Linked DNA regions of Mus musculus: region 2 is linked to region 1. The links are chromatin loops, found by intact Hi-C in ENCODE. Cell type or tissue: left cerebral cortex. All regions are shown on one strand. Links, peaks and the distances in the headings refer to the core of each region. The heading gives the core; the rest is flanking DNA.

Region 1 (2,500 bases), core at 1-2,500:
CTGTGAATACTGAGAAACAATCTGGTTTCCAAGCCTTTTTAAACTTTGATAAAGTTTTCTGCCCTTATGGAGGTTGTAGTCCTGTGAAGGGGATAGGTAGCAAGCAAGTGACAGCCAGATATTTTATAGATCACATTGATAAGTGATGGAGACAAATTAAACAGGGAAAAGAGATAGATGCACAATGTATGGAGTATGTTATTTTAAAACCAAGTTTAGTGAAGGGCCCAATTCCTTGTCTCCTGGTGGTCCTGTCTGAAGGGAGCTGATACTTAGGAAAGAGGAACCAAGTATGTTCAGGGAACAAGATGGAAGCATTCAGGACAACACAGCAGAGAGCTTTCAGAGGAGCATAGTGATGGCCTTTGTGGTGTGTGGCAAGAACTTTGGCTTTTACTCTGAATAGTTTGGAAGCCACTGAAGGCTTTGAGTAGAAAAGTGACATGATTTAACTTAAAATTTAGGTGCCTCAATTTTAGTTGTTCTTTTGAGCAAAAATTGAAGAGTGAAAATGGCAGAAACAGGAAGTCTAGTTTGAAAATTACTGAAATGATAGTTGGGAGGGAAAAATCATAGCTTGATCAGGGAAAAAATAGCTAGTAAAAAGTAATCTATTCTCTGTAACTTAAAGTTCATCTAAAGATTGATGTACTGATGTGAGGACTATGTGTGTGTACACACGTGTGTGCCCAGGCTTGTGTATGTGCTCAGCTAATCGGGAAGAAAGGAAGAGAGGATGGTGAAAGAAGCTCTAAGGAAGGGCTGACTCCCAAGGTACCCCAGCATTTAAACACCAGGCAAAAGAGAGGAGAGAACCAGGAGATGGAAATGTCCAGTGCAGGGACAAAATGAAGAGCACGATATTCTAGACTTCCTGAAGAAAGCACTTGAGTGAGGCAGGGTAGTTGTCTCTGTGAAGCAATGCAGACACCAGTCCCATGGCCCAGAAGCTGAGAGTTGGTGATGAGGATTAGCTACCTGGAGATCTTTCTCGGCCAAGTGGTAATGGTAGCAATCATGGACCAGGCCAGATGCTTCTTGCTGCTTAGTCCCTAATCTAAAGAATTCAAAATAATGTTCTACATAGTAGCAAGGAAACTTTATTCAAAAGTGAAAAAGTAATAATAACAATGAATAATAATAATACAGATCAGAAAGAAGCTGCAGGCCACACAGGCGAGAAAGTATTCAAGTGCCCCTGTTAATTCCTTTTGGGAGTCAAGGGAAGGAGTTTGGTTGCTAAAGGCCATAGTATGGGCAGCTCTCTATTTTGACTGGTAGATTAAGTCATGTGTTTGCTTTCTTACTGTGCATAATGCATAATCCCTTCTCATAATGTATCTGATTTTAATCATATGGACATTCAATTACACATAAGGCTAAGATGGGAAATCGGGGACTTTCTCTAAAATGTCCTTAGGGACACATGTGTCCAGTTGAACACAGAAGGTATATGTATGCAGGGAGGGCTTGGGACCTAAGCCATTCATAACAGTTGGTTAAGTGGTTTCCTTGTTCATAAAGGTTACTGTGAATACTGAGAAACTATCTGGTTTCCAAGCCTTTTTAAACTTTGATAAATGTGGAAGCCTAGCCTGTCACATGCCAGGCACCATCCAGTCAGTGTAACAGTCTGCACCAGTGTACATCTTTCCTGCTGCAAAGGAGGAGAACTCAGCATCTGTAACCAGTGACCATTCATAGTTCTTAGTTTTTTTCTTTTAGCAACACTGAGGACTAGTCCTAGAGATGATGAAGTGAGCAGGGAGATGGATCAGGTCGTCATGAAGACCTTCCACTTCTGTTTACTGGAGAGGTAGGGTCAGGGGTTAGAGTTAGTTGATGGAGGATGTGCATGTATGCTAATTTACTTTCTGGTGTTGACTGAACACTACACAGCCTGCTGAAAGAATGCAGTTCTGTTCTTGGGGCTAACTTCTTTTCCTCAAATACCCTTTCAACAAAATAAGGTAAGTCTTATTCCTAATTGTGAGTGTATATTTCTGAACTTAAGGATTAGTAGTACTAAACTTGGAATGGACTCAGGTGAAGTGACAGTGTTACTGTTGCCATATTTACTGTAGGAACCTTCTCTGCTGGCATCAACCCTTTCTCTTGATAGCACCTGGTGCCAGCCTATCACAAACAAGCTTGAAAATTATAAGTATAGTATGGTCTATGTTTTAGAATTCAGAGAATTTAGAATTGTTAGAGGGCTAAGCAAGACAGTGAGTTTTATATCAGCATTAGCTGTGCACTCACCTTCCACTCCCTTCTTAGGAGTTACTATGAAGCCAATGACAGCGCTTCAGCTATAAACATAATTGAAGAAGCTTTCTCAAAACATCAAGGCTTAGTCTCCATGGAAGATGTTAACATAGCAGCTGAATTATATATTTCCAACAAGCAGTATGACAAAGCTTTGGAGGTAGGAATGTTCGTGTGTGGTTGTCTTAGATATAAACCTGTGCTTGTCTTCCAGAAATGCTTAGAAATTAGC
Region 2 (4,266 bases), core at 969-3,468, 74 kb before region 1:
GGAACCTGTTGGAGTTTCTCCTAGGTATACAATTCAAGACAATATCTCCTCCTCTCCCAGAATGTCTAAGTAGCAAATATTTCAACAGTAAGAAGTAGAACCCCAATATCTCTTCCACCGCAATGACTGACAGGGCCAGTCTTATACAGTCCTGGTGCAGTAACCACGGCCGGGGGTTCATGATTGCAATTGTTGGGTGATGTCTGGAGGATGGCATTTCACCCCCAACTTCACCCTGCCTTCCAGCTCTACATTCTTTCTCCTCCCACTTCTATAATGTTCCCTGAGCCCTTTAAGGGGTGACATAAATGGTTTATTTAAGACTGGATCCTCAACTGTATTTTAGTATCTTAGGCATTATAAATCTCTGTCTTCACCACTATTCACTGCAAAGAGATGACCCATCCAGCAGGTCCAGTTATTCGAGGGTCTCTAGGGGACCTTCTCCTAAGAACCAAATTGGGGGGTAGAGAGAGACGAGAACCTTGTGCGAATAATGACACGGAAACGTTCTGAGTTGCATCAAGGCCCCAATGTATTAGCCAGGCCCAAGGTTTAAATGCACAAGCAAAAGGGGAAGTGCCTTTCAGCAGCAAGGATGGGGCTGTAGAATTGCACAAGCAAAAGGGGAAGTACAGGTACTTATCAGTGGGAGGGGTGGGGCAATAGAATTGCACATTTTTTAGGCAGTTACACGAGGAAGCAGGAACTTGGCGGTATCAGGGTACATCTTGAGGTCAGGACATCCAGCGCTGACTTAGGGCTGGAACAATCTGTGGTTGTTCTCGGAGCGGTGCGTTGGTGGCCCACTTTTAACCCTCTTTTCTTCTGGGGGGGGGGGAGGCCCAATTCAGAGATCAGGACAATTTTGTTATCTTAATGGCCCCCAACAAAGAGAGACTTTCTGACTAAAGCTAGAAATGGCTTCTGCCTTTGGTATAAAACTAGAGATTTACTAGGCAGTTTGATACTATGTCAATTTCATTCAACAGTAGAAAGTTCTCCCTTCGGGCCTCTGGCCTTCCCAGGCATGGATTGTCTATTGCTTTTGCAGTACCAGGCATAGGTTAATTCCCTTCTGGAAAGTGAGTCTCCAATCCAGTCAGAGGGCAAATGGCTGAGCCAACAACCTCCTTCTGTTGCTGAGATGGGCACATCTTGCCAGGTGGACTGAATTGGAGTTAGTAGACTTTACAGCTTGAAAAGACTGTTGGTGCTTTTTCTTTGGACCACTAGCATCACACCTGGTACTGGAAAGTCAGCCAGCTGAGAGAAGTTTCCTGCTCAGTTCCAGCCTGCCATCTTAGTGTCTTACAAGCAAGATGTATCTTCAGCAATAGGATTTATTCTCTGGTTCTAGTGGGCAACTAAGAGAACTGATATGAGACTTTTATTTGGGGGTCCTCTGGGACCTCCCTTACAGCAGCTCCTATGGAGATACACATCCCATACCCAGCACTGGGCACTTTGTTTAGTGACACAGTCCTTCTAGAAGCAGCATTGTCTGTCTATGCAATGTGTCTCCTTTCAGTATATTTGTGTATGCATGTGCACATGTATACTTGCATATGTGTGTGCAAGTGCATATGTGTGGGTATGTGCACATAAACGTGTGCATGTGTATGTGTGTGTGTGGGTATGTGTATATGTTAATTGGGTTTACATGATAGTAAGTTCTATTTGTCTGTTTCATTCTGGTTAATCCCCCCACCCTCTCTTCCATCAGATCCCCCTACCCCAGTCCCTACTTAAACTTTCCCACCCTAGAATTCTTTCTACTTTCCTCTTTACCTGTGTTCTGTCCCTCTTCCTTTATGGCCTCATGCCTACCAATGCCCCTAGTTTTGTATACATACACACAGTTCTGCTACAATGAAAGAAAATAATTGGGGAAGATAAGTGTAGCTATTTGATTTTTCAGCCTTTGAATAGATTATTTTTTCATTAAATTATTTTTTCTGAAAAAGAAAAGATGAACTCTTCTTTAGATTATTCCCCTAAAAGAGGATAAACAGTAAACTGTGGTCATTGTCTTGAGAGAATGCCATAGTGTTGCCTAATCTTTACGGTTTAAGGGAAACTGAAATCTGGATTTAAAGATTTCAGTTTTTCACTGTTGACATCTACTCAGATTGTTAGCAAATACTATGCCATGTACTGAGCCAAATGTAGCACGCCTACACTTAACTGACAGAAGCCCGGTTTCCGATTGCTAATTTAGCACCTTATGGACCAGCTGTAGTCACGGCCTGGTATAACACACTTCTAACAATGGCCCTTTCTCGTTACAAGAAATCTCGTGTTTGGAATACACTGTAGGACCATATCCAGGGTTCTGGAACAGTTAAGGATGTTCATGACTGATAGCGGCGACCACTCTCAATTGCTTGCTGTGTGTCAGTTACCATTTCAAGTGGGAGCGTGATGCCAGTGCACTTAGTGAAATGCTGTCCATTGTTCTCCTGATTGAGGTATAGAGAGAAAGAGGATGCCTTGTACAAGGACATACAGCTCAGTGAGAGCTAAAGCCACACATAGCCCTGAACGCACCAGGCTGCTCAACTTCACTGCTGTAGTCTACAGTGTGAGGTTCAAGTGACTCTCCTGCCTCAGCCCCCTAAGTAGCTGCATGCAAGCATTCCTTCCATTCTGTGTAACTAGAGGGTTCTTTACATTCTCCTAGTACTCAAGCAAGCAGTCTCTGCTCCTAAATCTCATTGTCTGCTCAGCATGGGGGTGAGAACTCCCTCATTGTCTGCTCAGTTGGGGGTGAGAACTCCCTCAGAGGACTTGGAGAGATGAGCTGATGCTTCTAATACGCTTCTCAAACAGCAAACTCTCAGCTTGCTTTACTAGGAAAATGAGGGGGATGCTGGGCTTTTGGAAGTTTTACACACTGTTTTGTGTTAGGCTTCAACTGCCATATGCTCTATCCAGGTATTAGACAGTTTATGTTTTAAGCAGACTCCATAGAATGGAGAAAAACTTTAAAGTAATCTAATGCTAATATTGAGAGACATACTTAATGTATATATCGGAATATCATGATTGAACCTATGCTTTTATTTAATTACTGCATGCCAATGGAACAGTTGACTTAGCATCACTTTGAATACAGTGTGCTTTATACAGATTATGCCATCCTGAAGCACTGGCACGCAGGGCCGTGAGCTTAGGCTGAGTTTAAGTTCAGGTTTCACAGGATTTCCAATTTAGTGAAGGTTAATAATTACAGCGAAGGATTTGTGATGGCTTGTCTAGTGAGAGTTATCATTCCAGCTGCTTTAAGCAGTGATGTGCTTTATCTTATACCCACCTATAAGCATTAGCACTGTCCCCATTTTATTAATCAGCACAGAGATGAGGTAAGCTAACCATGAACATTTATACTACTACAACATATGGACTCTCCATACCTGAATTCTTCTGTCCTTAAAATAGGGATGAAACCCTATTCAAGGTGTTGTTTTTGCTAAGAGCACAATGAGATAATGCATATAAGATGCCGGGCATCATGAGTGAACACTGGGTGCTCAATAAGGATGCTTTGAAAATACCTTATAGCATGGGCGCTCAGTTATGCCTTGGTGAAAAACTCAGATTTTTCTATGATGCTCTACATCAATAATAAATATTACTCAGGGTTGTGATGTTCCTTACTAGAAATGTGTGTGCAGCCATGTCAAGAAAAATGCAAAGTGAAAAATAACCCTTTTTATTTTGTGTGAAAATACGCTTGTTTCATCAGCACGGATATTCCACAGTTGATGTCTGATTTGCCTATCTTCTAGGTAGTTAGGTTTCATGGTGGAGCCCTTCCTGCCTACGTTGTATCTAGCATCCTTCTTGCGTATGGAGGACAGTTATACTCACTCCTCTCAACAGGTAAAAATGCTCATGCCTTAAAAGTTAACGCTGTTTTAAATCTTACAGTAGAGACAATTAGTTTCATGTCATTTTCCCTTGCTGATTTTGTTTGGTTTTGTTTTGTCAGTACTAGAGAGCAAAGCTAGTGCCCGGTGTGGTCATATTTATTGAAGCTATGATGAATTAAAAGGCATAATAAGGAAGTTCTTAGAATTAACTACCACCTTGGAAATGCCAGAATAGCGTGTGATTTTGTGGCCAGTCTTCTCTGTCTCTTTTCAGTTCCTTCAGTACTTTGGTCTATAAAAGGAACAAAAGTTACTATATACATTAAAAATAACCCATAAGGATGAGGAAAAGGAGAAAGCAAGGGAGATAGGAAAGGAGGTAGGAAGGAAA

The links. Hi-C counts contacts between places; a loop is a spot of excess contacts. Peaks named below come from ENCODE experiments on the same cell type or tissue, not always from the same donor. Only the 100,000 strongest peaks of a DNase experiment are listed, where the experiment ranks them.
Region 2: a loop joins it to region 1, with 2.1 times the contacts of the local background. A loop is called at or near these places in 1 of 42 quality-filtered maps.

What each region holds. Positions count from the first base shown.
Region 1 is chr1:54,423,937-54,426,436 of GRCm38, reverse strand. It overlaps Gtf3c3 (general transcription factor IIIC, polypeptide 3), which reads left to right. Exons shown (of 18, transcript NM_001033194.3): 7 at 2,281-2,428. Among named protein-coding and RNA genes, the nearest start is that of Gtf3c3, 14 kb to the left of the region's middle. In left cerebral cortex, for the core only: no CTCF peak of the experiment used is centred there; no DNase peak of the experiment used is centred there.
Region 2 is chr1:54,497,153-54,501,418 of GRCm38, reverse strand. It overlaps Pgap1 (post-GPI attachment to proteins 1), which reads left to right. Exons shown (of 27, transcript NM_001163314.2): 20 at 3,792-3,885. Among named protein-coding and RNA genes, the nearest start is that of Gm51623, 20 kb to the left of the region's middle. In left cerebral cortex, for the core only: no CTCF peak of the experiment used is centred there; a DNase peak (open chromatin) is centred at 2,213.